Regions from separate parts of the Homo sapiens genome. Here regions 1 and 3 are each linked to region 2. Evidence: chromatin loops called from intact Hi-C (ENCODE). Cell type or tissue: heart right ventricle. All regions are shown on one strand. Each heading gives the region's core, and the rest is flanking DNA. Links, peaks and the distances in the headings are about the cores only.

Region 1 (10,147 bases), core at 1,213-9,212, 140 kb before region 2:
TGATCTAGATGGGTTTTTAAAAGGCAGTGAAACTAAAAGATTAGAAAACAATAAATACAGAAGATAAGAATTTACAAGGATCTAAGTCTGAGAGTCTCATATTCTACAGGGCCAGAACAAAGTGATCTATCAGATTTCAACCATGTTAAAGAATCATGTTGAACACTTAAGAATAACTTCTTAAAGAATATAAGTAGAATGTATAACTTCCAAACCAGTTGGAATAGTATGGGAACAAAGAAAACTTTTCAATGAATTAGAAATCAGGAAAGGAGGAGGGAAAGGAAGCAAAGAAAATGAATGGTAAAGAAAACATATCAATGAGATGGTAGAAATCACTTCAGGTGGACTGGGAAAAGTGGCAGCTCCTATGCCTGTGGCAAGGCCAGGTGTGGGGTTGGACACCTCTCTTCTACAGCACCTCTTCCAAAAATTTATTTATTTATTTTTTAATTTTTATATATTTAGGGAGTACAAGTGCATATATTGTGTCATGGTGAAGTCTGGGTTTTTAGTGTACCCATTACCCAAATAGTAAACATTGTAAAAAATAGGTAATTTTCAACCCTCTGCCACCTCCCACCCTCCCACCTTTCGGAGTCTCCAGTGCCTGTTATTCCACTCTGTATGTCCATGTGTACCCATTCTTTAGCTCCCACTTATAAGTGAGAATATGCAGTATTTCACTTTCTGTTTTGAGTTATTTCACTTAGGATAATGGCCTCCAGTTCCATCTGTGTTGCCGCAATAGACATGATTTCATTCTTTTTCATGGCTGCATAGTATTCCATGGTGTATATGTGACACAATTTTCTTTATCTAGTCCTCTGTTGACGGACACTTAGGTTGAGTCCATGACTTTGCCATTGTGAATAATGCTGTGATAATCATACAAGTGCAGGTATCTTTTTGATATAATAATTTCTCACCCTTTGGCTAGATACCCAGTAGTGGGGTTGCTAGATCAAATGGTAGTTCCATTTTTAGTTCTTTGAGAAAACTTCCTACTGTTTTCCATAAAGCTGTACTAATTTACATTCCCACCAATAGTATATAAGCATTCCCTTTCCTCCACATCCTCTCCAATACCTGTTGTTTTTACACTTTTTAATAATAGTCATTCTGACTGGTGTAAGATGGTATCTCATTGTGGTTTTAATTTGCATTTTTCTGATGATTAGTGATGTTGAGCCTTTTTTCATATGCTTGTTGGCCATTTGTATGTCTTCTTTTGAAAAATATCTATTCATGTCCTTTGCCCACTTTTTTTTTTCTTTTTAGAGATAGGGTCTCCTTCTGTTACCCAGGCAGGGTGCAGTGGCATGATCATAGCTCACTGCAGCCTCGAACTCCTGGGCTCAAGCGATCCTTCCACCTCAGCCTCTCAAGTAGCTGGGACTACAGGCATGTGCCACCACACCTGGCTTATTTTAAAAATTTTTGTAGAGATAGGATCTCTTTGGGTTCAGCATTACAGGGTGATCTGGGAACTTCACAGGCTGGCAGAGGCAGGGACATGGAAGTTAGCAGAGTCATTGGTCTTCCCATGCTGGATTCGATGCCTGCTTCCACTCAACACAACTCATCCTTTCTCTGAGCTCTTGTCTTCATTTTTAAGCCAGTACATTGCACCTTTGTTGCACCTTTGCAGTCCCCTCAAGGTCTGGTACATTGTTGGGTTCAGGGTCAGCTTGGATGGAATAATCCAGCAGGTGTGACCTGAGAGTATGGTACATGTTTTCAATTTTTCAGAGGAAGCAAGCTACACACAATACCAATTTATTTTCTGTTCTCCACTTATCTGTGTTGCAGGTGCTTCCTCATGGGTTGTACCACCCCTGAAGTTTCAGAAATAAATGTATACCCTTCCAGTTAAATGTGGATGAAAAGCAAAGGATGATAGGGTCTCTGGTGCTTGTGACAAAAATGAATTCTTTTCTGCTCCCATTTTCAGGTGGTTATAGAATTTAAAATTGGCCCCTTAAAACACATGAACTCTATAAACCAGATGTGGCACAACCTACTCCTATTTTAGGAAGCTATTTGAAACCTATTCCATCAAAGGGAGCAAAACAGCTTGATGGATAAACCTTCTGCTTTCTCCCAGGGCACATTTCATCTTACCCATTTGTTTTCTTCTTTTGAAAAGAGAGTCAAAGAGAAGGCAGGAATAAGCACCTCTCCACCTGACCTTTTCTTGCTTTGCAAAAAGATGATTCTTGCTGGCCTGGGGTTAGAAGAAAAGAAACCAGCAGTCCTTTAATAGAAATAGGCTAGGCTCCTGGGGAGAACTTGGGCTGAATTTAAAGAGACAGCCTTGACAACCCTCCTCAGTGGGTTCTGAGTGATCCTGGACTGGCCAAGTTAGGAAGTGACTACGGGTGCACAGTATTTGGGAGACTTGGTGTTTGTGCCCTGTCAGCTCCCCTCGGCGTTTCCATGGGAGCTCCACTGGCCTTTCCCAAGCTCCTGCTGGACAAGAAGCACTTCGCCAGTGGCTGAGGTCCAGTACATTGTTGGGTACATGGTCAGCTTAGATGGGTGCAATAATGAAGCCGGCATGACCTGAGCACATGGCACACGTTTTCCATCTTTCACAGGTCAAAAGCTACACACAATGTAAACGTGCTGTCTGTTATCACTAATCTCTCTTCACAGCTTGTTCCTCTTGAGTTTTTCCCTCTTCAATCTTAAATGTCTTTCTTGCAGGTCCTCTTCTCTTTCTGTATTAATCATATTTTTTTTTTACTTTTTTCCATAAGCAATGCCATTATACTCTTGATATTTTTGTGCACTTGAGTGTGGTGACCGTTTTCTGAGCTCCTACTTGGTGCCTTGCACAGCTGGGAGGCTCCTTTGGAACGCATGCCTGGGGCACCTCCCGAGTCCGCGTTTTCACAAGATCATTTTCAATCTGCAGGTGCTCTGCTCACACTTGAATTTTCCTCCAGGAAAGAAATCCTCCAGATGTAAAATCTTTGGCTGCTGCACATGAAGCTACCACTGGTTTTCCTTCATCTTTATTTTTAAAAGGAGGTTGAGATTCCTGAACTTGGTTCTTTTGGATTTGTGGTCTTGCTTCTTGCTCTTAGGAAAGAGCTGGCAGTAGGTATTTTGCTCACATATTGGCCAGTTAGTTCTCCATCCTCTGCATTATGCCCCTAATTTCCCTAAGGTAATCATGCCATTAGCCACAACACTGCCAACAAAAAACAATGCCAAGCCATTAGATAGAGAGGGTGAGCAGGAAGCACCTCATGACAGGGCTGTGGAAGCTTCCCTTGCCTCTATCCCCTGCAGAAAACAGTGTTGACATATTTAAGAAGCTGGCTCTGCATTAAAAAGCATGTCTGCTGAGTTCAGTCTGCAATAACCTCTTCTCTTTTTTACAACCTATTGCTTAGTCTGAACATGCAGTGTATATTAAAGAGGACTTTTTTCTTTTCCTTTAGGACTAGAGTGCTTTAAAGAGAATTCACCAGCTCCATTGTTGGCAAGAAAAGCACGTTCTTTTATATGTAGGTCCCAGATGATACAATCCCAATTCTCTTTTGAACACCAAAAATAGTACAGGCCACGCCAAGATAAGCAGATGTCTTACCCAAAATCCCAAACAAGGTACTTAAACCCTGAAATTAAACAGCCCAGAATACAGTGACCAGAATCTCACCCGTTTGGTTCTTTCTTCATAAAGCTTGGCAGGGGATAGACATGCCCTATTGCATGCAATGTGTGCTCTACTCAAATACTGTTATTTAAAATTAAATGTTTGCAATTGAATTATTTTGCAAATGGGGTGTTTAGTATTAAAGGAATCTTATGGTGAAATTCCTTCATAAAGCAATAAATCTTCCTTGTTTATTTAACTGTAAAATCAATGTAGTAGAATTATGGCAGGCGTGAACAATAAAAAAAATCAATCATCTGTAATCCCCTAACTTGAATATGACTCTTTGCAAATATGCTCTTCTCTAGCTTTTGTGTATTAGGCATATATAGCTTCCTTAATTGAAACTGTGGAATAGAAATAACACTAGGTTCTTCTTTCCCTGTCAAACTAAAAGAAAGAAGCTGAGGCACAAAATATAATTAAAAGAGCTTACTTGAGCCAAAGTGAAGACAGCTGCCTAGAAGACTCAAACGCATGTAACCCTGGCTATGAGCTCCATTTGGCCTTTGTTACAAGCAAATTTATTTATTTATTTATTTATAGACAGTCTCGCTGTGTCACCCAGGCTGGAGTGCAGTGGCTCGATCTTGGCTCACTACAACTGCCGCCTCCCAGCTCAAGTGATCCTCCCACCTCAGCTTCCTGAGTAGCTGGGACCACAGGTGCATGCCACCAGGCCTAGCTAATTTTTTATATTTTTTGTAGAGATGAGGTTTTGCTATGTTACCCAGGCTGGTCTCAAACTCCTGAGCTCAAGCAATCCACCCATCTTGGCCTCCCAAAGTGCTGGGATTACAGGCATGAGCCACTGCACCTGGCCAATTTATTTATTTTTAAAGTTATTTATTTATTTAGAGACAAGGTCTCACTCTGTCGCCCAGGCTGGAGTACAGTGTTGCGATCATGGCTCAACTTCCTGGGCTCAGGTGATCCTCTCACCTCAGACTTCCAAGTAGCTGGGACTTCAGGCACATGTTACCACACCTGGCTAATTTTTGTGGGTTTTATTTATTTATTTATTTATTTATTTATTTATTTATTTATTGTAGAGACAAGGTTTAGCCATGTTTCCCAGGCTAATCTTGAACTCCTGAGCTTAAGCCATCTGCCTGTCTCAGCCTCCCAAAATATTCGGATTACAGGTGTAAGCCAGCACACCTGACCACAAGCAGGTTTTAAAGGCAAAAAAGGGACAAGGAGTAGGCTGATACAAAGTTGTTCGTTAGGAATGCTCATTGATTTACAGAAATAACATTGATTAGAGATTGGCTATCCATTGTTAAACTTTACGGTGTTGTTTACAGTGTCTCGTAAGGCGCTATTAGGTTAATTTATAGCTACCTGTGGCAATAGCAAACGGTTTCAGGAGATGAATACACAGCTCAAAGCAGGGAGTAGGAGGTGATTGTGGTTTCATTTTAATGTCTCTAGGCCTGGTAATTCAAAAGAACTCGTATTCCTCAGTTAAAAGTTATTTTTCTTTTCTCACCATGCCATCTTATATTATTATAACTTGACTATTATTCATTTTTAAAAGTAATTGTACATTCAACTTGCTCTTGATTGTTTTAGCAAGATAGGAAATGCGATGCAAGTTTTGCACCTGCGCACTCCCACCCACATATCACTGACTCACAGCAGCAGCAGTAGGATAGACACGGTCATTTTGTGGATATACGTGAGGCCCTTCAGTGGAGCTAGGGTGGTTCTTGGAACAAAACTAATAGAATATATTTATATATGAAAGGGAGTTTATTAGGGAGAAGTGGCCGCTTGCAAGCTGGGGAAGAAAAAAAGCCAGTAGTGGCTCAGTCCGAGTCCAAAAGCCTCAAAAACAGGGAAGCAGGCAGTGCGGCCTTCAGTTGGTGGATGAAGGCCCGAGAGCCCCTGGCAAATCACTGGTGTAATCCAAGAGTCCAAAGGCCGAAGAACCTGGAGTCTGAGGTCCAAGGACAGGAGGAACGGAAGGAAGCATCCAGCATGGGACAAAGATGAAAAGCCAGAAGACTCAGCAAGCCAGCTCATCCCACCTTCTTCTGCCTGCTTTTTCTAGCTCCACTGGCAGCCAAGTTGGATGGTACCCACTCGCATTGAGGGAGGGTCTTCCTCTCCCAGTCCACTGACTCAACTGTCAGTCTCCCCTGGCAGCAGCCTCACAGACACACCCAGAAACAATACTTTACCAGGCATCTAGGTATCCTTCAGTCCAATCAAACTGACACCTAAGACTATCATACTTGACTACAAGTGAAACGACCTGCTGCCACTCTCCTTAGTCTCCTGTAGAATAATTTTCTTAATAAATTCCCAGGAAGAGTATAGTGGGCCAGAGAACCCTTTTATAATTACCAGCATCACTAATACTTTAAATCTCAATTTTGAACATTTTGAGTTTGCTTTAATAAGGCAAATGACTGTGGCATAACCTTTTCTAGTTTCTTTTTTCCTATATGGCTTTCTCTGATTAACAAGAATGACTTCTTTTTGAACCTTTCAATTTGGCATTTTCTACATGGAATGTCCCTAAATCAAGTAATTTTCACAAAGCAAAGTTTTCAAAAATCAAGGCAGTAGTTGAGACAAAATATTGTATTTGCTATGAAGTGCAAGAAGAAACCTCTTTTGTTGGTAAATCGAGGCCTAAATGCTGATTCCCTGTGTCAGCTGAAGAATTGTGAGGTTCATATATTTGGAAAGGAGAGCTTTATTTCTCATAACAGGTGGCCATCCTGCAGGCTGGGAAGGGTAGCCTCCAGCGCACGCAGAGACAAAGCACTTCGAGGGAAGGGTAGAGGGAGCAGGAATGGGAATGTAGAGGGAGCTGAGTCGGGGGATGAATATGCATATTCAATAAGCTATTGGAGGAGTCATGAATATTTATGAAAGGAAAGACATGTGTACATGTGCAACTGAGCTTCGTGCCCCTTCATGGGTCTCATGTTCAAAAAATGGTGGTGGTGGCATGATCCGAGGGTAGACATTTTGGCCCTCTGATGTCAAAAGGTGAAGCAGAGGACATGAAGCCCCTCAGTGTGCGTCCTCTGAGATTCAGCCAAAACCAGACCAGAAATGGTGGTCAGTTATCAGGAAGAGGTGCATTGTGAAACTGGTGGGCTGTCATGCTGAGACTAAAGAGGGAGGGGGAGTCTGATCCTGCCCTCAGATGATTGGCTAAAGGCGATAAAGGAATAAGTTGTCCACTTCCTGTTTTCCAGTGCTGGATTCTGCTTCCTCCTCAGAGAGAATTCTGGTTTAAGGTTACTGAGGAGGGGCACACTGAGGCGTGTCCCACCTCCTGTTCCCTCACGGACGGGAACTCAATTTCTAAGGTTTCTCTGGGGTCCCCTTGGCCAAGAGGGGGTTGATTTAGTTGGGTGGGGGACTTAGTATTTATTTTCATTTCTTATCTGCCTTATAGGATCCCCAAACAGCAAAAAAAGAAATCCTCAAACTCTCAGATTCAACATTGGGAGTTAGTGTGGGTGTATGTGCCAGGCACTGTGCTAGATACTCCATTAACCTCATCTCCTACAGAGAATATTTAATTAAAAAAGAAAAGGCAACATTCCAGATCTTCTCATTCGGTAGTTATTTGCTAGAGTTTCTTCAGTGAGGCACCCAAAAGCTTGTCTTGTGTTAGACAGATTTGTGCTTCTTTCACTTAATTCTGAAGCATCAATAGAACTGGCGACTTCCTGACCGACCATCATGACTAGACCCGGGGGCAGTGAACATATTGTGGGTGCCTCTGAGTAACTTGTGTTTTTTTCTTGTTAAGTAGGTTTTTAAAATGCGTGTGTGTGTGCGTGTGTGCATGTGCACTGTGACACACAGAAAAGCACACAAAAAATAAATATACCTTATGAGATGTTTGTTGAAATATCTCATAAAGAACACGTGTAACATGATCATGTAGATTCATGAATAGAATATTTCCAGGAACCCCAGAGCTCCCTCCTTTTGAAAGATGGCTAAATGAGTTTTCTCATTGCTCCTGTAGAAGACGAGAATATGCCATCCCAAAATATGTCTCTTTAGCATAAGGATTATTTTGACCTGGTTATTTTGTGAAACTGCAGACACAGGAGAAACTCTGAAAATAAAAGTCGAAGTGACCCTTTTGTAAGGGGAAATTTACATTTGTAGAGAAAATCTCCATTTGCTTGGATGTCTCCTTTTCTGTACCAGGAAGAGAAAGAGGACTCTAAATCACCAGACTCTTATCAATGAAGAGGCAGCCGCTGAAATCTGCATAGCAAACCTGACTCTTGGGTACCCTGCTTTTCCTAGGCACTTGGCCATGACTGGCCTTCCCCACACCCTTCTTTCTCTGTTTTTAGCTTAAGATGGTATTTAAGACCAAATACTAAGACATCTCTTTGAGATTTACTCATTTTTCCCTAGGTATCTCCCATGTATATTTGATGTATTTATGTTGATACAGTCAGTGCTGCATAACTAGATTTCAGACAATACCATATTGCCTAGGGTGAAGTAGGCTGTACCATCTAGACTTGCGTAAGTCCACTCTATGATGTTCATGCAAGGAGGAAATCACCTAATGATGCATTTCTCAGCATGTAACCTTATTGTTGCATGACACGTGGCTGTATAGTCGTTTGTTTTTCTCTGGTTAGTCTATCTTTTGTTACAATGGATCCCAGCTAAGAACTATTTAGAGCTAAGTTATTTTCCTCCCCGACCCTGCTGTAACAAATTAGCATGAATTTAGTAGCTTAACACACTAATTTATCTCATAGTTCTGGAGTCAGGAGGCTGAAATAGTATCCATGGGTCTACAATCAAGGTGCGGGCAGGGCTGTGTTCCTTCTTGGGGCCCTAGGGAATAAGCTTTTCCAGCTTCCACACTCCACACACATTCCTTGGGTCATGGCCCCATCTCTGTCTTTAGAGCCAGCGATGGTCAGTCAAGTCTTTCTCACAAGGCATCACTCTGACATGACTTCAGTTGTCACATCTCTGGTTCTGACTCTCCTGCCTCCCTATTTCTCTTCTAAGGATTCTTGAGATTACACTAGGCCCTTGGGATAGTCCAGGATAATCTCTCCATTTCACAGTTTTCAACCTTAATCACATCTGCAAAGTCCCTTTTGCCATATAAGGTGCTGGCCTGAAAGGAAGAAGCTGATGCAAAATTACGTGGAAAGTCCACTTGGGGCCAAGCTTGAGGGCCTGGATTCAAGTAGCCCTGAATATACACTCAGAACAGCCACAGTTACTAGTGGATTTTTTAATGCAAAAAAGTGGGGCAGGAAGTGGGCTGATACAAAGTTGTTTGTTAGGAATTCTCATTGGTTTACAGGAATAACATTGATTAGTGATTGGCTATCCATTGTTAAGCTTTAGGATGTGTGTTATAGTGTCTGGTGTGGCATTATTGGGTTAATTTATGGCTACTTGTGGCAATAGCAAGCAGTTTCATGAGATGAACATGGGGGGAAGCTCATGGGGGGAAGCAAGACACAATTGCTGCCTCATTTTAAGGTCTCTCTGAGCCTGATAATTAAAAGGACTTGCATTACTCAGATAAAAGCTCTTTCCTCAAAAGTAACATGTTCATAGATTTTGGGGATTGGTGTGTGGACATCTTTTAGGGAAGGCATTAGACTGTCTGCTACCGTGACACTATCCTGACTTATCGCACTATGATTTATGTTATGTTGCCTGAAATTATACAACATGCACTTTTTTTGTATCTCACTTTTTTCTCGATACTGTGTGAGAGTCAGCATATTGTTTCATGTATCTCTAGCTGATGTATTCCTAATTGTCTAATGTTTTACTGTATGAATACACCACAATTTATGTATACACTCTAAGTGGATGGGCATTTGGATTGTTCCCAGTTTGGGGCTCTTACATAAGATGCTGCTCTGTGTCTGCTTGGGCCTGTGTCTTGGCGTTCCTAGAAGTGGCATTGCTGGGTAAGAGAATATACCACAATTGATGTGAGCACACATCCTAGTTTGCTTGGAACAATCCCAATTTATGCCTGTTGTCCTATCTGGTAAAAGCCTACATTCACTCTCAAAATATGGTCACCCTAGGCATAGTGATACTTATTTCCAACTCCAGTAATGTAGCCAGACAGTTTCCAAAGTGAGAGTAACTGGCCAGGTGCAGTGGCTCACACCTGTAATCCCAGCATTTTGGGAGGCCGAGGCGGGCAGATCACTTGAGGTCAGGAGTTTGAGACTAGCTGACCAACATGGTGAAACATTAGCTGGGCATGGTGGTGCATGCCTGTAATCCCAGCACTTTGGCAGGCTGGAGTGGCAGATCATTTGAGGTCAAGAGTTTGAGACCAGTCTGGCCAACATGGTGAAACTCCGTCTCTGCTAAAAATACAAAAATAGCCGGGCATGTTGGTGATGCGCACCTGTAATCCCAGCTACTTGGGAGGCTGAGGCAGGAGAATCGCTTGAACCCAGGAGACAGAGGTTGCAGTGAGCTAAG
Region 2 (10,147 bases), core at 1,070-9,069:
TATTCCTTGTATCTAGCTGTAATTCCGTATCTGTTAACTCATGTCTCACTATCCTACCTCTTCTCATCCTTTAGTAACCGCTATCCATTTCTATGATATGCACCTTTTTATCTCCCACATGTGAGAACATGCAGTATTGACCTGTCTGTGCCTGGCTTATTTCACTTAACATAATGTCCTCAAGGCTCATCCATATTCCTAGGAGCAGTTTTCTAAGAATCTCTCACTTTACACAAGATGCGATGGCCCTGGCTCCATCACAAGCAGGAGAGAGACACACAAGTTTCTAACTATGGAGTAAGAAACTCTTCTATGATAACAGGTGGACCCTGAAGGCTGGCATGACCCCAGCCTAGAGGGACAAACTGCCTCTGACGGTCAAACTCACTCTGCACAGGCTTGCCGAGAACTTGAGTGTTCCTCTGTGGGAATGAGAGAATGTGCCCAGCCCAAGTCTTTCCTCTGACATTGGGTGTATCCTTCACACGGCTAGTCTGCTGGTTTGGTAGTTAGCCAGATGGAAACGACCTGAAACTAAGTCTGAGTCATCTGTCTCACTCATCTTTGAATCCATTCATTCGTTTGCTCCATCACTCATTCATCATAGAAATAATTATGGAACATTCTGTGTGTACCAGGCACTGCTCTTGGCACTTGGGATACTGAAGTAAACAAAACAAAGACAAAGATAACCCCCTAACTTCATGGCAGGGCAAAGACAAGGACCAAGGAGCATCTGTGTAAAAGTGAATTGGAGAGTTTATCTGAAGAGGGTGGCAGGCATGGAGGAAAGAGAAAAGCTTGAGCCTAGTAGAACAGGTGGGGTGATCATGAGTGTTCCGCAGGGTGCAGGGGCCTCACAGAGCATGGAGGAGCAGGACCTGCAGCTCCCTAGTGTGGAGTGTGCCCCTCCATATGCAGGAGGTCACGGAGATCTGGCCCCCTTTGCTGGGAGCAAATGTCGGACTGTGAGTGCAGTCCCAGGGAAGTCAGTGCAGGGGTTGGGGGTGGTGGTGGGGAGAGACAATTGCATCTGGACACATTTTGAAGCTGAACTAAGAAGATTTCAGAAAGGATTGGGTGGGGTCAGAGATGGGGACAGTAGGGGAGGAATGGGGTAGGGGTTGACTTGGGGTGTGGGCCTGTGAGCTCAGGAGGTGTCTGTGTGGAATGGAAAGGTGATTTCTCACTTCGCCCAGGCCATGTGTGGTACCACGTCCGAATGTCTGCACACTTCAGATTCAACTGGACCCCTTTGGGTGTACCCAGAGCTTATTTGCTGCTGTGATCTTTACAGTTCCCTTTCATATTGGGCTCAGATATGTTGAATGTATCCGACTAACTGAGAATTTGAACGAACAAAAAAGATGATGGGACCAGATAGGCAATTACTGCTGGAAAATCATGACCTTCCCAACTTCAGTGTTCTCTGCCCCAGAGGCAGGTTTTCATTTTAATGTGAAACTTCAGCTACTGTCTTGGAGGGGGTGGACTTTTCATCTTCCAGATCTGGGGAGGAAGGTTATATTGAGCATTATGGAAGCCGCTTCAGATGCAGATTTTAGGAAGACCCAAGAGAAGAAAATAGGACTCTATGACATCACTTCCATATGGAAGGGAGCTTGGAACAGATTTCCTAGTGCACAGTAGTCTTGAGAGAAGTCACCATGCTGTCTTCCTCGTTCCCACTTGCTCTGCCAGGAGTGATGCCCAAAATACTCCTTCTCGATTGACACTACAAATATATCCCTCTCTCCCAAGAAGCTCATCATGGCTCTGAAGTTCCCAGTTCATGAAAGCCAGGAGTGATGCCCAAAATACTCCTTCTCGATTGACACTACAAATATATCCCTCTCTCCCAAGAAGCTCATCATGGCTCTGAAGTTCCCAGTTCATGAAATTAAAATTTATCACTATAGTTTTCTTCCCCCGCTCTGAGACAGAGTCTTTCTCTGTCACCCAGAGCTGGAGTGCAATGGCACAATCTCAGCTCACTGCAACCTCTGCCTCCCAGGTTCAAGCAATTCTCCTGCCTCAGCCTCCCGAGTAGCTGGGATTACAGGCACATGCCACCATGCCCGGCTAATTTTTGTATTTTTAGTAGAGACGGGGTTTCACCATGTTGGCCAGGCTGGTCTCGAACTCCTGACCTCGTGATCCGCCCGCCTTGGTCTCTCAAAGTGCTAGGATTACAGGCGTGAACCACTGTACCCGGCCTATCCCTGTGGTTTTTAAGGCTGTATCAAATGGCTCCATTTTACCTCTCTGGGCACATTTTACACACAAATGACAAACATAATCATAATCAGCAACATAATAAGAAGTCTGTAATTCTTTGTTATTTTATGTATTTGTTCGTTCAGAAAATATTAAGCACCTACTGTGCGTAGGGCACTGTTTTAGTAGCTGGGAATACAATGGTGGATCTAACTCCAGTCTTCATGGGACTTATAATCCAGAAAAGGATCCCAATAAGAGAAGAATCTCCATCCGGTAGAGTGTTGGGTGGTCCAGATGAGACACACTCAGAGATGGCAGAGATGATGTCTTACAGGGACTGACCATGGGCTTGAGGCCCCAATGAGGAGTCAGCCCAACAGTCTCTGGATCATCCCGCAGACACTCAGGGTCCAGGACACTAGCAAGACCCCAAGTGAGGCCAGGCCAGCAGGTAAACAGGGTCTAGAGCCCATGAAGCATGATGGTGAGAACAGAAAACAGGTGCCTGCCGTGGGCTGACGCCCTGCACCCAAATGTCTGCTGAGGGATGGTGCTGGTCCAGGGCTTCCTGACCAAGGGAGGTCCATACACCTGGGTGGGAAAAAAATATTTATTGCCACTAATCTCTAACCAAAAGTTAGCATTTCTTTCAGTTATAAATGTGCATAATAAACGACTGTTACAGTACTGGGAGGCAATGTTTGACAGATTCAGCAAATAAAAAATACAGGATGCCTAAATAAATTTCAGATAAACAAAATTTTTTAGTATATCTCACGCAATATTTGACACATACTTACACTACAAAAGTTATTCATTGTTTACCTGAAATTTAAATTTAACTGGTGTCCTGTATTGTATCTGGCAACCCTCTGTCCTGGGGACTCTGTCCCCAACAGCAATCAGCTATTTCCATTCACATTATGCTTGTTGCAATTATCCTGACACACATGTGTGCTCACTATTCCAAAATTGCAGCAGCTATGAAACCAGCTTCCAGATTATTTAATGCATTAATGATGCACATATGTTGTCATATAGCAAGTTGGTTTTTTAAAACTTATTTTGCTGTTTCAGTGTCATTGGTTTTCTCTGTCACCTGATATAGTTAATTTCATGCACTTAGAAGCATGAGTGTGAGGAGTCCATGGTCTTCTGCAGACGACCTTGGGGATCCACGGCATGAAGACAGGGAAAGCTCCAGCAGTGCAGTACCCGTCACCCCTTCTCCATGAGCACAGGCCTGACGGCATCCCCCACGTGCCCCCGAGGCCACACTCCCTGTGCAGTATGCTGGCCCTGGGGGAAGGCTGCCGGATCCTGTGCGGGCCCTGAGAGCCCACATGTTGACAGCCCTGATGTCGGCAGTCAAGGTAGCAGGAGCCTCGCAGCCTGTACACGTGGATGACAGTCCTAGCACACCTTCCAGTGGGTCCAGGAGCCCCCACCGCCCCAATCCTTGCAAAACCTTCCCCTCACAGAGCCAAGGTTCGTCTTAAAGGCTGGGCAGGGTGAGGAGACTTGGGGATGAGAGCAAGGAGAAGCAGCCCTACTGAGGAGCAGCCCGAAGAGTTGCTTGGAGGGGACGGGATAAACATTAAATTGTTCCTGCTACCCAGTGGGTGAGAGCAGACGGGCAGGAAGGGCAGATGATTCTAGAGAAAATCCACCACATTTGCTGGTCCCAGTTTTGTCCTCATGGTGCATACCACTGTGTTTATCTCTGTGTATGTCTGGAGCCCTGGGGCAAACCCGTCCCTCCCTCCCTCCCTCCCTCCCTCATCCCTCCTTTCTTCCTTCCCTCCCACACAACTCCACTATGCTAAGCCCCTTCTTGTTACTTTGCTTTGGGTCCAAGCCCAGTGCCTTCTCCTGATGCCAAGATCACATTCTCACCCACTCTGGTTTAGCTCCCCCCACCCCAGCCTGCCCTCCCTTCCTCCCCCACCAATGCCAGCCTCTGCCCCATGTGGCCCCTTCGCAGCGCTTGTTGACACACCTGACACAAAGCTCGTGTCTCCAGTAACGCACCAAACGTACCCAGGACAGGGCCCAAGTGTGAAGCCGTGAGCGCACTGAGGGTGCTGCAGGGGCACCCAGGCCTGGCACAGGCGTGCTTCTCAGTGCACATTTGTTGAATGCGTGAATGAATGGATGAGTGAATTGAATTAAACAGTAGGTGCCACATGAACCCTGATTTAGAAATAACATGGGGCCCACAGGAATTACCTTTAAAGTGTTTATTTTAATTTATCTCCAAAGGCCAGGATTTGAGAAAGACAATCGGTATGTCTATGCACAAATGGAATTCATATTTTTGACTTACATGTGGAAATTCCTGTTTGCAGAACCTTTCCTCCACCAAGATCCTAGAATGTAGTCAGGAAGACTCATGCACCAGCCTGCCTGGGCTCTAGTCCCAGCTGCACCGCTACTGCCATGTGACCTGAGCACGTTAATTACCCTTTCTGGGACTTGATGTTTCCCATCTGCACATTGGGTGAAATTAGAATAAATTTTACAGGCTTTTGTGAGGGCTGAGGCGGTCCATCTGCATAAATCACTTTGATGGATGTCTGCCTCATCATGAGAGACACGTCAGGCAGGCGCTTGGAGGGTGCTGGTTCATTTGGTTTTGAAATGTGTGGGTGTCACATCACATTAGGTGGCCGATCTAATGGCCCTAAGGGAAGGACCTGAATTCCTATCCCAGCCTCCCCACACCGCAGTCAGCTGACTCCAAAGCATAGGGATGCAGGCAGAGATGAAACCGTGTATAAAATACATTTATTTAGATCCAAGAATACGGTTAGCATCCAGCTGCTCCTCCCTCCACCTAACTGTGTAAGAACCAAGCTGCCACACAGAGAAACCTTGGTGCTTCTGCTTCGAGAGAACCAAGTTCATATCATCTCCATCTTAAACACTTTTGTTAAAGCCGCATACCGAGCACACGTATAGCCATGGTGTGTGTGTGTGTGTGTGTGTGTGTGTGTGTGTGTGTGTGTTTGAGGGTGGCATTTGGTAAAGCCCTCTCAGAGGTTACTTACATGCACCTTCAGCCTGTGGGCACTCACTCACCATCACTTTGCTAGACTGTGCTTTACACTGTGCTATGCTTAATAAGAGCACATGGAAACAGCTTTTTAAAAAAGGTGATTATATGTAACTACATATATATGTGCATTTAGGAAAACATGGGACAGTTGTCTTGGAGACAACATCCTCATTTAAAGAGACCACTCTTAGCCCTGGGCTGGGGTCTCTGCATTTGATTCCCACCCCTGGCTGGATTTGGGAATCCCTGTCAGGGCTGGGGGAGGGAACGAGGGAACCACCAGAGGGAGGGGACATGTGATCCTGGTTCCTTGTGCAGGATCCCCAGCAGGGAGGCTGCAGACAGCAGCAGCCGCAGCCCCACGTGGCCAGCCCGCGTGAGAAATCCAGGCTGAAAATAGCCTAGAGCCTCACACTCTACAGCTCAGGGAGGCACGATTTTTCCTGTAGGGTTCAGAGCAGCGTTAGGAGAGCACTGATGAAATTGCGGCACACCAGAAGCATTGGCTTATTCTTATATGTCACTGGAATACACCGCAGGCTTGCTTTTCCTTTAACTCCAGTGCCTTCTGATAAATCTGGAATGTGCATTGAGGAATGCCGGGGCGGGGGGGCATTTCCTGGGTTCGGGGGCTGTGAAGACCTCTCCCCAAGCCCCTGCAGAGACCAGGCTTTGTGTACACAGCCTCTTCCAGCAGGAGGGCTCCCAGTCTCTGAATGTGTCACGTACACTTCCTTTCAAGGGATCACTATGCGGCTGCATGCTTAGGTGTAGCCGAGAATTGAGCTCCTTCTTCACACAGAGGAATATCGTATTACCTTTCTTTTTTCAAAAAACAATGTATATTATCTTCAGCAATAAAACTGCATGGTTTGCTCTCAGGGCATGATTCAAGAACAGACCAAATAAAAGGGGCCTTGGAGGATCTTTAAAAAATTCCAGTTTTAGTGTATAGACCTAATGGAACCTCCTTTTATTGAATCTATTTATAAACGCTCAATCCAATTGCGTGGATTTGGAAAGCTAACATTTTCAACACGAGACAGCTGGTGGAATGTGTGCTCTTAGTTCTAAGAATAGGTAAATCCCAAGGAATATAGCTGTGCTTCCTGTTGTGAGATGGTGCAGATGTTCTAATAGCGAAGATCAAAATGACATTTGCCAGTTATGAAAATCATCCTCAATTAACCGTGAAAAATACTGTCTCGTCTATCAGATAATTTCTCCCTCTCTCTCCTCTCTCATTTCTTGTATGGGATTTTTGAGATGGAAACTCCCCATCTTAGTGGGAAGGGAGGGGATAAGGGGCAGAGAAATAAGAAGCGAGTATAAAGTATACAAGATGCTATCATGAGGCAGTAGTTCCTGCAAAGGAAATACAGTGTGTGTACAGCAGAAGTGTCTGGCTTAGGGTTGGGGAAGGTGTCCCAGTTTATGTCTGCAGAGGCCGGCCGGGTGCCCCAGGGGAGCTGTCCTGCCCAGCGTGGCTCTTCTGATGGCTTCCGAGCCCCTGGCTGTCAGCCCCCAGTTTTCTCTGAGAGAAAGTGGGAGCTAAAAATAGCAGAATGACTTGCACTGGACCTCCACATCCACGTGTTTCCTGCATCTCCGGCCATAACTCAGGACAGAGATTTATGGCCACCTGGGTTCCAACAAGTTACTCAGGGTTTCCCAGTCAGAGCAGACACATTTGCTGTCATGTTGATTTTACAAGGAGATGAACTTTCAGAGGCTCTGAAAGTGAAGGGTGATGAGGCAAGCCCTGCCACCAAGCAGGCTCAGGCTGGAGGCTCTGGAAGCCTCTCTGAGCTCTGTCTCGGAATCGAGTGCTTTGAAAATATTTTGATCTAAAATTGTATTCCCTAAGGTGCTCTTGCCTCTTTTTTTTTTAATTAAAAAATTGTTGTGGTAACTTGCACATACATCAAATGTATCATTTTAACCGCTTTAAAGCATATAGTTGGTTCCGGGGCCTGAAGTACCTTCATGCTGTTGTGCAACCAGCACCACCATCCATCGCAGAGCTTTTTCATCAACCTAAATGGAAACTCTGTGCCCATTAAATACGAACTCCCCTTTCCCCTTCCAGCTCCTGGCCACCCCCATTCTACTTCCTGTCTGCACAAGTTTGACTACTCTAGGCACCACATGTAGGTGGAGTCACATCATCTGTCCTATTTTTTTCGTTTGTTTGAGAAGGGGTTTCACTCTTGTTGCCCAGGCTGGAGTGCAACGGCACGATCTCGGCTCACTGCAGCCTCCACCTCCTGAGTTCAAGTGATTCTCCTGCCTCAGCCTCCCAAGTAGCTGGGATTATAGGCGTCCACCACCACGCCAGCTAATTTTTGTATTTTTAGTAGAGACGGGGTTTCGTCATGTTGGCCAGGCTGGTCTCGAACTCCTGACCTCAGGTGATCCACCAGCCTCAGCCTCCCAAAGTGCTGGGATTACAGGCGTGAGCCACCGTGCCCGGCCCGTCCTTTCGTGACTGCCCTCCTTCACTCAGTTTCCTGTCCTCTAGGTTCATCTGTGTTGTACATGTGTTAGACATTCCCTCCTTTTAAGACGGAATAATATCCCCTTCTATGTAGAGTCCATATTTTTGTTTATTCATTCATCTGTCGGCCGACATGGGCTATGTTTATCTGTTGGCTATTGTGCAGAATGCTGCTATGAATATGGCAGTGTAAATATCTGTGTGAGTCCCTGCTTTGAATTGCTTGGGTAGGTACCTGGAACTGTAACTGCTGGATCAGATGGTCATTCTGCCTTTAATTTTGGGAGGAATTGCCACATTGTTTCCCACAGCAGCTGTGCCATTTTGCATTCCTTCCAGCAGTGCACAGGGCTCTGGAGCTTCCACATCTTCACCAGCTCTTGTCATTTCTTCATTGTTTAAATGATCCAGAAAGCCTTCTTAATGGGGGTGAGGTGCTATCTCACTGTGGTTTTGTCTTTCTCTATTGATTAGTGATGTTGAGTATGCCTTGACTATCCTTGTTATGAGATTTTATATGAATGATTACCAAAACAATGGAAAAAACTCTTGTAGGATATGTTTGGTGGTTGTTTTCGAGGGTAGACCGAGGGTAAGGGAAATCATGGTGCCTGGGAGGGAGAAGGGGTCCTAGGGCAAGACGAGGTGTGCGGAGGGTTACTAGTTTAAGGACTAACCTGTGGTCACTGCTCCTGAGACACTTGTACGGATGTGTGCACGGCCACATCCCAAGCGTAACATCCTGGGGTGGGACGAGGAGAAGGAGGGTCACAGGGGCAAGGGCCAATGAGCAGGGCCAGTGAGCAGCATGCAAAACCATACCCAGGGCCCCTCAGGGGCTCTGAGGGCTGCAGGGTGGGCTGCCACTCCAGTGGTCAGCCGTCAGGATGAACTGGAATCTCATTCCAACGTGGAGGGTGGGTTTTACAGGAGCAGCCCACTCCGGTTGAGCGAGGTAGCTCAGGCAAAACCTGCTGGACTCCCCCTATGCGCTGGGCAGGGGCGGAGGAGGCCCCTGCTACCCACTGTCATGGACACTCCTTGGCAGAAATTTCAAACAAGCGTCGAGGAGAGGTGGGGCTTCCTGGGTGTCGGTCTTATACAACTGCTGCTCCCGTGCAGCAGCCAATGGCTTTCAGCTACATCAGCTGCAAAAGAGGTACATTTCTGTCAGAACTGTCCTCATTCTGCAATTTGCTCTCTTCAGTTTCAAACTACTCTAATGTGTCCTCACATGTGTGGCCACACACATAGGACTTTCACAAGCATGAACTGGACCCGACAGCTGGGGGACGACGTTGCCCTTCCAAGTGACGGAGATGTCACTCTGCAGTGGGCCGGGCTTCCAGAGTAGAGCGTTCTGAAGGACTCACCCTTCGTCACTGTCACCCAGAGAAGGCCTTGCATGCCCTTTCTTGTCTGCTTTGGCTCATTTTTGAGACTGCCATGCCCAGAAGTCCTGAGAACAACAAACTATTTTTTTTTCTTTGCATTTAAAGAAGGGAGGGGATGGCAATGCTTCTCTCTGGGAGTCTTTGGTGAAATCCACAATTTCCACTGGGCTTCTTAGCCCTGTCTTGGCAGCCTGGCTGGGCTGCCTCAGTGCCCCACCTGTCCAGAGCTGTCCTGCGTGTGCAGGTGCCGAGGGAGACAGCTGTGAGTGTGTAGCAGTGATGGGCATTCACCTAGTGGATATTTCCCGGCTCCAGCTGTGCTGTGTTTGGGCCACGGAGTGTGATGGGAGACAAGGAGGTTGCGTGTCCCTGGACAGTTACCGCTGTTACACTGATGAAAAGAACGTGATGGCAAGCCTTGGTGTGTGTCCCCAGCCTGGGACGCTCTCCATCAAAGTGCATGTGGGCATGAGTTGCATGGTGCCCTGACGCCCCTGCAGGGTTGGAGGGCAAAGAAGAAGCTCACCCAGGTCCCCTCAGGCTTGCTGGGTGATGAGGCAGAGCCACCCATGCACCGTGGGGTCAGGGCTCTGGAAGTGTTTTCCAAACAGAATAACCATGGCAGCCTCTTGTACCCCAAAGGCCTGAGAGTGAGTCTTCATCACAGGCCTTGAGCTTGGACAAAGGAGATTCAGGATGAGAAAGACGCTTGGCACTACCTGTCTACACACCTCTGCTGTCTTCCCAGCGTAGGGACTGCTGTTGATAATAAATGACGTCTGGTTAACTCAGACGGCCCAGCTAGTCAGGATCCCCTTCTTTGTTTTATTTAGTGATTGTGTCCCTGGCCAGGCCTCTTTAAAATTCACGGCTTCGGGAATAATAAATAAATAAAAAGAAACTTCACAGCTTCATTCTGAAGGCATAGATGGGTCAGCCCTGGCTGTCCAGAACATTTTTGCATTTCTCTCTGGATTA
Region 3 (10,147 bases), core at 906-8,905, 51 kb before region 2:
GCAGCCAAGTAACCCTGTCACATCCCTGCCCCTCCATATCACTACCCTGAATTAGCCAACCACTCCAGCTGACTACACCAAGACAGGAAAGGGAAAGTGGGACAGCCACTGTGCCTTTCCCTCTCCTTCCTTCCTTTCTTCCTTTCAGGGAGAAGGATCCTTCCTTCCTTTCAGAGACAAAGATCCGGGTGTTGTCGCCAGGAGACTGGGAGGATGAGATGGGTGCCCATGGAGAAGTGAAATAAAATCAGATGAGTGAGTTTCCCACAGTCATTGTTCTGGTAAGAAACATACAGACATTCTGATGTGCAAAATACAAATGGTATAATTTCCTTGACTCTGCCTAGGAGTTAAATGTTGATATTTGCTGTCATTGCACAATATAAAGATAAATGGTGAATGTATGTGTATAATTTAAAATTACTTCTCACTGCTTGGCTGGAGTACCTTTGGGTGTGTTCTCCACTGTGGATAGAGGTCCCCAGGAAAACTGGTCTCCAGCTGTCCCTGCAGTTACTTGCTGGATGACACCTCCTACTGGCTGTCTTCCCTCCCTCACTTGCAGTCTTCCTTGGGATCACCTCCCCAAAACAAGACTTGCCCCAAATCCTCGAATCAGCTCCTCTTCCACGGAATCCATTGAAAACACCTGTCTGCATTGGCCACTGCGGTTCAGGGGCTGCTGACGGGGCCATTTCTTTTGTGGCTTAGCCGTGAGGGGCTCGTCACCCGCAAGGCAATGGAGAGCTCACAAGTGCCTATGACCAGCTATCCCTGGAGCTCACTCTTTCTCAGGCAGGCAGGAAACTGCAGTGCTTTTTGAAGTTGTATTGATATTTTGAAGGAAAATATTGTTAGTTTTAGAAATGTTGAAACCAATGATCAAAATATTTTTTCTTAATGTCAGACCATCCCCAGATAAATACCTTTTCATCATTTCACCAACCTGTGGAATTTGTTTTGTAGACACCTGGGGCATTTTATTATTTTCATGTGGCCCGTGAACTTCATGGGCAAAGACAACATGAAGCCTGGAGCCCGTGTTGAAAGTGTGGACCTGTAGTGCCAGGGTGTAGACAGCCACACCGAGCCCTCTCTCTGTTCCTTGTCATAATTCTTTTCTGAATTGCAAGGCCTTCCCTACAGTCAAATGGCAATGACGAGGTGGCGTTATCAAGGGAGACGGGAGACTGCTGTCCTTAGGTCAGGGGCGTTTGTCCAGGGAAGCTCCTCTGTTGCAGTCTTAGCCCTCACATCAGCACTGAATTATTGAGTGACCAAGGTACAGTCATTCTCGGACAAAGGTCACTGTCGGGACAAAGGTACAGAGACCCTTCTCTCATGTCTGGAATCAGAAGACGCAGTGAGCGCCAAGGCCATACTGAACCCTCACAGTCAAATCCTGGTTGAAGGGAGGGCCAGGTATCCCTGGGTGGCCCCACTTAACAAATACGAAATGACAGAGATGCTGCCCTTCCTGTGTCCCTGAGGAGCAAGGGGAACACATTGTAATCAGACAAGGTTTTGCTGTCACTGCTGACACCAGAGCCCCATCTGGTCCTAACAGTGTTGACTCTGTGCTCCCTCTTTTGAGCAAGCACTGCAAACACCACAACGGGCTGTTCCAGAGCACTCACAAGGTGAAGGCGCAATTTTCTGGCTCTATCCTCACCTGACCTCTCTCAAAGACTTCCTGCAAGTCCCCAGGAGGCATTCCCATGACACAAGACCCCTCCTCTGGATTTGTGAGGTGCCAGCTTTGCCCTCTCTCCTGATCTGGTTCAAAGTTGGGTCCAACTTGTCATCACTGTCACACTGACCCTCAGGTGCTTCCAACCATAGAGGGCAGATCACCTTTCCAGAAAAAGACTCAATGCAGCCTTCCTTCAGATAAGTTCTTTGCTTACCTCCTTTTTGGAAGAGATTCTTGGGTCTCTCTGTAACAAGGGGAGTCCCAGGCCCCTACCTGGAAATAGCCTCCCAGGATGATTGACAGGCTTAGAATGGGGCCCACATGTCACTCCCTTGTCATAGCAGCCACACAAGTGCCCTTGGGGTGCAGGACAGTGCAGGGTCAACCCTACTCAGTCAAATGCCCATGCTTTCTCTGAGATAGTCTAATGGCCTCCGAGAATCACCAGGATTGTTTTTAAAATTATTTCCAGAAAGGGAGAAAAGTGGGGAAAGAACTTACCATCACAAATGATCTGTCTGTCACAACCCGGTCTTTGTTTCAAATGAGGATATTTTTTGGAAGACGCTGCCTTAAGAGGACTCCAGCCTACACTCCAATGCCAAAGGCAGGAGAAAGCAACCAAGAGTTAGAATAAGAGCTCAGCTCTGAAGTAAAATGTGTGTTTGCGAAATCTCCAGGCAATCTCTTGTCTGGAAGTGTCGCATGGTGTCTTGCTTGCTTGCCCTTGTGTAGTGGCTCCATTAATCTTCCACGTGGATGGCTACCTTTTGATGGAGCCTCACTGGGAATTGTCAAGGGATAAGAGCTAGAAGGGGAATATGAATGTGAGCTCCATAGTCTAAGGGTCACCTTTCATGGTTCGTATGGTTCATATTTTTCTTTTCGGTCAGCACATTTTTATAAATCACCTGAAAACATTAACATGGATACAATTGCATTTTTAAAGTTATGTATCTGAAACTATTCTTTTTATATGTATGTATAATTTTTAATAACCTACTTGAGAAAACAAGTAGGATTTTTAAACAAGAAGGATTTTTTCAAAGATCATTCTTTTACCCATTTTCCATATTATATGTTATCTATTGCTTTATAATAAATTGCCCCGAACTCAATGGCTTCAAATAGTGATAAATATTTGCTGTCTCACAATGTCTGTGGTTATGACTTGGGGTCTCTCTTGAGGTTGCAGTCAGGTGTCAGCCAGGGCTGCAGTCATCCAGAGGCTTGAATGGGGCCGGAGGATTCAGTTCCAAGGTGCTATTCACATGTTGGGCAGAGAGTGCTGGCAGGGGTTGCTGAGTGTTGGCCAGAAGTCACTGTCTCTCCTCGTGGGCCCCTCCACAGGCCTCGCCAGTGTGCTTCCAGCATGACAGCAGGCTTCCCTGGAGCCAGTGACTCAAGAAACAGGGGTGGAAGCCACAGAGCCTTTTATGAAACAGCCTTGGGCATTACACACCATCACTTCCGTCATATTGTGTGGGTCACCCACACCAGCCCTGATTCTGTACAAGAAGTGACTACCTAAGGGCATGAATACTGGGAGGCAAGGATCCTTTTGAAGTCCTTGGAATCTTTGAAGGTAGCTACCACAGTTATTTATTTATTTAGAAACGGAGGCTTGCTCTGTCTCTCAGGCTAGAGTGCAGTGGTGAGATCATAGCTCACTGCAGCCTCAAACTCCTGAGCTCAAGCAATCCTCCTGCCTCTGCCTCCCAAAGCACTGGGATTACAGGTATGAGCTACTGTGCCCAGCCAGCTCCAACAATTTAAATGTCATATTTGAGTACACAGTTTTCTTTATTATTATTATTATAATACTTTAAGTTTTAGGGTACATGTGCACAATGTGCAGGTTTGTTACATATGTATACATGTGCCATGTTGGTGTGCTGCACCCATTAACTCGTCATTTAGCATTAGGTATATCTCCTAATGCTATCCCTCCCCTCTCCCCCCACCCCACAACAGTCCCCGGAATGTGATGTTCCCCTTCCTGTGTCCATGTGTTCTCATTGTTCAATTCCCACCTATGAGTGAGAACATGCGGTGTTTGGTTTTTTGTCCTTGCAATAGTTTGCTGAGAATGATGGTTTCCAGTTTCATCCATGTCCCTACAAAGGACATGAACTCTTCATTTTTTATGGCTGCATAGTATTCCATGGTGTATATGTGCCACATTTTCTTAATCCAGTCTATCGTTGTTGGACATTTGGGTTGGTTCCAAGTCTTTGCTCTTGTGAATAGTGCTGCAATAAACATACATGTGCATGTGTCTTTATAGCAGCATGATTTATAGTCCTTTGGGTATATACCCAGTAATGGGATGGCTGGGTCAAATGGTATTTCTAGTTCTAAATCCCTGAGGAATCGCCACACTGACTTCCACAATGGTTGAACTAGTTTACAGTCCCACCAACAGTGTAAAAGTGTTGCTATTTCTCCACATCCTCTCCAGCACCTGTTGTTTCCTGACTTTTTAATGATTGCCATTCTAACTGGTGTGAGATGGTATCTCGTTGTGGTTTTGATTTGCATTTCTCTGATGGCCAGTGATGATGAGCATTTTTTCATGTGTGTACACAGTTTTCTAACAATGAGGAGGCATATGAAAATGTGTGAACTGTCCTAAGATGAAGCATCTTACATTGTCCTAAAGTGACACCAACCCTCAAGCCCCAGATGTTTGAGTCAGGCCAGCCTCAACCACTCTCCTGGTGTCCTGTACACATCTGTGTGCACGCACACACACAAATACACTCACACTAAAGACACACTCATACACACTTATTAACAGACACTCGCACTTACACAAACATACAGTAAGTCCTCCCTAAATATCCTCGATAGGTTCACAGTGAAATGATGTATAATAAAACTGTTTTACCATAGGCTAATTGAGATAAACAAGACTTAAGTTTCTATGACATATTTCTGTTCACAAAAAATCACCAAACTTCTTAATAAAGACCAAAACACTTCTAATATTAAACATTGAAGTACATGTGAGCTATACAAACACTTAAGAAAGATTAGTAAAAACTAGTATGAATTATTTACCCACTTATTCCACTTCAGGGTCTCACGTGACAGGAGTCTGTCCCGGCAGCTCAGGGTGCAAACTGGGAACCCGCCCTGGCTAGGATGCCATGCCCTCATGGGGAGCACTCACACAGCCACACTCATTCACACGGGGACCATGGAGACATGGGGATCTGCTTTACCTGCACGGCTTTGGGATGTGGGAGAGAACGAAGTACCTGGGGAAACCCATACAGACAGGGGGAGAACGTGCAAACTCCACACAGTGGCCTGGCCAGGAATAGATTTTTAAATCATCAACATCGTAACAAAACAATCTTAAAAATGACGTTATTTGAGGACCTGCTATCCTCACACACATATATGCACACTCACACACACACACTCTCACAGACACATTTATGCACTCACACTTATTCACACACCTATATACACACTCACAAAAGCCCACATGCACACTCACACATATAGACACTCTCACATACACATGTACACATATATACATTCACACTCACATGTGCACATATGTACACACTCACCCACACTCACCCACATTCATGCACTGATGTATACACACTCAAACACGCATTCACACATAGACACACTACTCACAAACACACACATGCTCTCTCTCACACACTCACACATATATGCATGCACACTGACGCTCGCTCACATACACTGTCCATGCACTGTACTGAGACCCTTGGCTGACGCTGTCCACACTGCTCAGCGGCCCCTGCCCCTTTCCCTATGCACCCCACAGCCTCCCACAGCTGCAGTTTGCTGAGTTGGCTCATTCCATGCTCCAGGCTCTTGGCTTCCCACCTGCTCTAGATGCCCCCCTTCTGGTTTTACGTGTGCCCATCATCCTGCACTCCTCTCGGATTTCAGAACCGAATCTTCCTGCATGGTTTTCACAGGTCCCCTGCTTCAAGCTTGTTGTTTCCTTTCATATCAGAAGAAGATTCCCCAATCCAGCGCCAGCCCGTCTCTCCTGCTTCTCTCCACTCCAGCTTTGTGACCAGGATCCTGCTGGCAGCAGCACCAGCTCCTTACTGAAAGAAATGAAAGGATTTAGATATCACGGCCATAAGGACCATAGCAAGCGGAAATGAGACACGATTTGAGCTGACACTTCCAGGCATTTCTCTGAGCCTCTTTAGCCTTAATTTGAAAAATTGTCCCTGAAAGCCCAGACTTACATCCACCGGCCACGGGCCATGGGGGTTGATGAGAGGCATCTTCCCCCACTTGCTGTTAAGCCATGCTCTCTGCGATCTCCAGGGCTCATTCCATGTAGGTTTTATTTTCTTAGCACATATTTCCACCTTCACTACCTGCATATGGGGCCTTGGAGATATTCCAGCTTAAAAGGGGATTTACACGTCCTTGTGGGAATTAGTACACCAATGAAGCTGGTCACCAGGAGTGAAAAATGGCTCATTTAGGCATCCACAGCCAGTTTCATAAAGCAATATACCAAGAGAAGATAAAACGTTTTCCGGCACTGGCTGGAAAGCCAGCGTACGAATGGGAAAGCATTTGCAGAAGTCGCTGATTCAGGGTGATAGGTGCCTATGTCTAGGAACGCATGTCTGGGATGAAGAACTCCATGAAACACACCCTTTCCAAGAATGCTGCTGCACGCCAGGCTCTTGGCTAGGCTCTAGGAACACAAAGATGACAGGTGCTCTAACCCCATAGGGGTTAGACTCCTGGCCTGGGACAGAGTCAAACATGCAGATACCAATGGGTAAGCAGATGTCGAAGAGCACAAGTAGCTGTGCCTGCCGCTCCTGGAAAAAGACTGCTGTGTTCACCCCAAGCTCTGATTGTCTGAGTCTTTGGCCCTAAGCAGAAGCACTTCCCTACTTTCCTTAATCTAAAGGTTTAGGCAGGGCAAGGTGGCTCACGCCTGTAATCCCAGCACTTTGGGAGGCCAAGGCGGGTGGATCACTTGAGGTCAGGAGTTCGAGACCAGCCCGGCCAACATAGTGAAACTCTGTCTCTACTAAAAATAAAAAAATTAGCTAGGCGTGGCTGCGGGTGCCTGTAATCCCAGCTACTCAGGAGGCTGAGGCAGGATAATCGCTTGAACCTCGGAGGCAGAGGTTGCAGTGAGCCGAGATCACGCCACTGCACTACAGCCTGGGCGACAGAGGGAGACTCTGTAGCAAAAAACCAAAACAAAACAAAAAATCTAAGGGCTTAAAAATATACATTATTTACACTTATTTGGATGGCTACTATCCCCAAAAATAACAAATATTGGTAAAGATGTGAAGAAAGTAGAAACCCTTGTGTGCACTGCTGGTGGGAATGTAAAATGGTGCAGCCACAGTGGAAGACAATGTAGAATTTGCTCATAAAACCAACGATAGAATTATTATATGACTCAGCAATTCCACTTCTAGGTAGATACCCAAAAGAATTGAAATCAGGGTCGTGAAGAGATATCTGCACTCCCACATTTATAGTAGCGTTGTTCTTAGCAGCCAAAAGGTAGTAACAACTCAAATATCCATCAACAGATGAATGGGTAAGCAAAATGTGGCGTATGGATACAATGGAATATTATTCAGCCTTAAAATGGAGGAAATCGGAATGCGGCACAGCATGAATGAACCTTAAAGACATGCTGAGTGAAATGAGCCAGTCACAAAAGCACAAATACTGGATAATTCCACTTACATAAGGTGCCAAGAGTCTTCAAATTCCTAGAGAAAGAAAATAGAATGGTGGTTGCCAGCGGCTGGGGGAAGAGGAAAAGGGGAGCTCCTGTTTAATGGGTACAGAGCTTCAATTGGCAAGACGAAGAGTTCTGGGGATGGAGGGTGGTGGTGGTAGCACAGCACTGGATGTACATAATGCTGCTGGACTTCATGCTTAGAAATAGCCCAAGCTGCTGAGAACCTGCCTGGATTGATGGCACTGACTCTGGTGCGCAGGCTGGTTCCTCCCTTCACTAGAAGCCTGGCCAAGCAGCCCAAGCCTGGACACAGATCCATCATGGTGGGCACCAGCCAGGGTCAGCAGACATGTCCAACTCTGCCGGCATCTGCCTTCTCTCCCCAGGGACCCTGAGCCATGGCAAACTCCCAGTCACAGGCATGCTAGCCCTGTGGGTTCTGCCTAGAACTCAGGTGTCCTGTGTGAGAGAGACACTTCCCTATCTGGGCCCCAGAGAGTGTTTTGCTGGCTTGAGGCTGCCATGAGACCACCCTGAAGATGTTTGCTTCCTGGAGTTCCTGCTGTTTCCTGGCTGGCTTCTCTCCACCCTGGAACTTGACCCTCCAGCCACCTCTTGTAGCAGATTGGTTTTCTCTCCTGTCCTGAGAATCCAGTGGCTACTGGTGTCTGGGAGCCAGCCCTGGCCCCAAGGGCTTCATTCTTCAAGTTACCCGCCCTGCTGCTGGTTTTTTTGTGTGTTTGTTTGTTTTTTGATGGAGTCTCGTTCTGTCACCCAGGCTGGAGTGTAGTGGTACAATCTCAACTCACAGCAACCTCCGCCTTGTAGGTTCAAGCAATTCTCTTGGCTCAGCCTCCGGAGTAGCTGGGATTATAGGCACCCACCACCATGCCCAGCTAATTTTTGTATTTTTTAGTAGAGACAGGGTTTCGCCATGTTGGCCAGGATAATCTCAAACTCCTGACCTCAGGTGATCCACCCGTCTTGGCCTCCCAAAGTGCTGGGATTACAGCTGGGAGCCACTGCGCCCGACCATGCCCCCGGTGTTTCCACTCCAAACCTCAGAGGTGCATCTGGGGAAAGCTCTCCTATTCAAGTGTCCACTGCCCCAGTGATGGAGCACTGGGCAAGAAGACACTACAGCGTGGGGTGGGGGTGGCTTTGGGACCAGAGGCACATGACATGGAACCTCCACTTTTCCAAGTCCTGGCTCTGCGACTGTGGCAGGTTCTCAACCTCACGGGCTTTGGTTTCCTCTTTGGTAGAGTTGTTGGAGGAAAATCAAATGAAAATAGATACGTGTGAATGTCCCACAGTGTAGGGTGCAGAGGAGGGGGTGCGTCAATGGTAGCTCTAAGTGGTGGTGTTTGCAGTTCGGCCTAGGTCTCTGGTTCTTTATCCCGAGCATGGTAGGGCAGATCCCGTCCTGAATCACAGCCCATGTTCCCCTGAACACATGGAGGACCCTGGGTGCCCCAGGGGTCAGCGAGTGGAGCTGGGAATTTACTCCGCAGGCAAGGGCTCCCACACCAGTGAGGAAGTCTGCTCACCTGAGTCTCTGAGAGGGAAAGTTCAGGAATGCTGATGGTAGAGGTTTTACTGTGGCCATGCTAATGGAGGACTGAGGCTGGCCCCCAGCTCGGATTAACTAATTGGTCACATTGAGTCCCAATTGACTTGCTGGTCAGGAAGCATCTTCAGTTAGTCCCAGAGAGGGTCTGGTATCCCAGCTGGTTATGTCAACGAGAAACAGCACAGAACACTTGTTAAAGGTGGCAAGACAGATTTATTCAGACTGTTTCAATGGGGGAAAGGGACACCAGCATAAATGAACTCAACTCCAACCAAGACCTAAAGGTGGTAGGGGTTTTAAAGAAGAGAACAGAGAAGGAACAAAAACAGGCTATGAGAAGTATAAAAGGGAGAACCAAAAAGGTGACGAGAGGGGATGTGGGGAAATGAAAAGTTACAGGATTGAAGTAAGCAGGGGATTACTGGAAATTGTTTTGGCGATGTGGGTTGGGACGATGTACATTTTGCAGTTTGGCAGCAAACTGCAAAGACTCAACGTGGGGGCTGGTCATGTTAAGGGACTGGGCCAGCGCAAGCGAAAAGCAGGCTGGAGTGTGGCTGAGGCTCCCAGTCGAGTGTCTGGGCAAGCCCTTTGTGTCTACTGGAGTTTGCAGTTGGAACCAGACAGCCGCTGGTTTGGTTAACTCCTTGGAAGATGCTGGTCCAACTGCCATTTCTTCCGTTTACACCTGGACGCTTCTTGAAGCCACCTCCAGGGACATAGTCTTGCAAGATCCTGACAGTTACAGTAGCAATGTGAGCAGCCTTGGGCAAACAATAACAAGAACATGCACCGAGAAGCAAGAGGTTACTTGCCCCTAACAGCAAAGTGTAGAAGGTCAAACTGCCAAGGCTTCAGGAGGGACGAGAGTGTCCTTGGGACTGAATGCACAAAGGGCCACTGTCATCTGGGTTTGCGTGGGAGCTTGCAGAGGGGAGTGCACCATTCAGTGGGATCCTCATTTCCAGATATTCTACGTTTGTCGTCTGGCTTGCTGTGATTATTGTGCAAAAAGGACTTTCCCCACTTTTATTTGCTTAGTATTGAATCCAAGCAATATTTTCAAGAGCTATTTGTCAGGGGCTGAAAAGATCAAGGAGGCACAAAATCGTGGCTCCAGGGCACATGGGTACCTCAGAACAGG

The links. Hi-C counts contacts between places; a loop is a spot of excess contacts. Peaks named below come from ENCODE experiments on the same cell type or tissue, not always from the same donor. Only the 100,000 strongest peaks of a DNase experiment are listed, where the experiment ranks them.
Region 1: a loop joins it to region 2, with 2.5 times the contacts of the local background. A loop is called at or near these places in 5 of 110 quality-filtered maps.
Region 3: a loop joins it to region 2, with 6 times the contacts of the local background. A loop is called at or near these places in 4 of 110 quality-filtered maps.

What each region holds. Positions count from the first base shown.
Region 1 is chr15:25,529,209-25,539,355 of GRCh38, forward strand. The region is part of intron 1 of LINC02250 (long intergenic non-protein coding RNA 2250); the gene reads right to left. Among named protein-coding and RNA genes, the nearest start is that of LINC02250, 45 kb to the right of the region's middle. In heart right ventricle, for the core only: no CTCF peak of the experiment used is centred there; no DNase peak of the experiment used is centred there.
Region 2 is chr15:25,664,490-25,674,636 of GRCh38, forward strand. It overlaps a transcript of ATP10A not described here. Among named protein-coding and RNA genes, the nearest start is that of LINC02250, 91 kb to the left of the region's middle. RefSeq lists enhancers at 8,218-8,926, 8,927-9,634. In heart right ventricle, for the core only: a CTCF peak has its summit at 5,606 (motif pointing right); a DNase peak (open chromatin) is centred at 5,652; H3K4me3 peaks cover 1,290 bases; H3K27ac peaks cover 2,230 bases.
Region 3 is chr15:25,613,525-25,623,671 of GRCh38, forward strand. No RefSeq gene overlaps it. Among named protein-coding and RNA genes, the nearest start is that of LINC02250, 40 kb to the left of the region's middle. In heart right ventricle, for the core only: no CTCF peak of the experiment used is centred there; no DNase peak of the experiment used is centred there.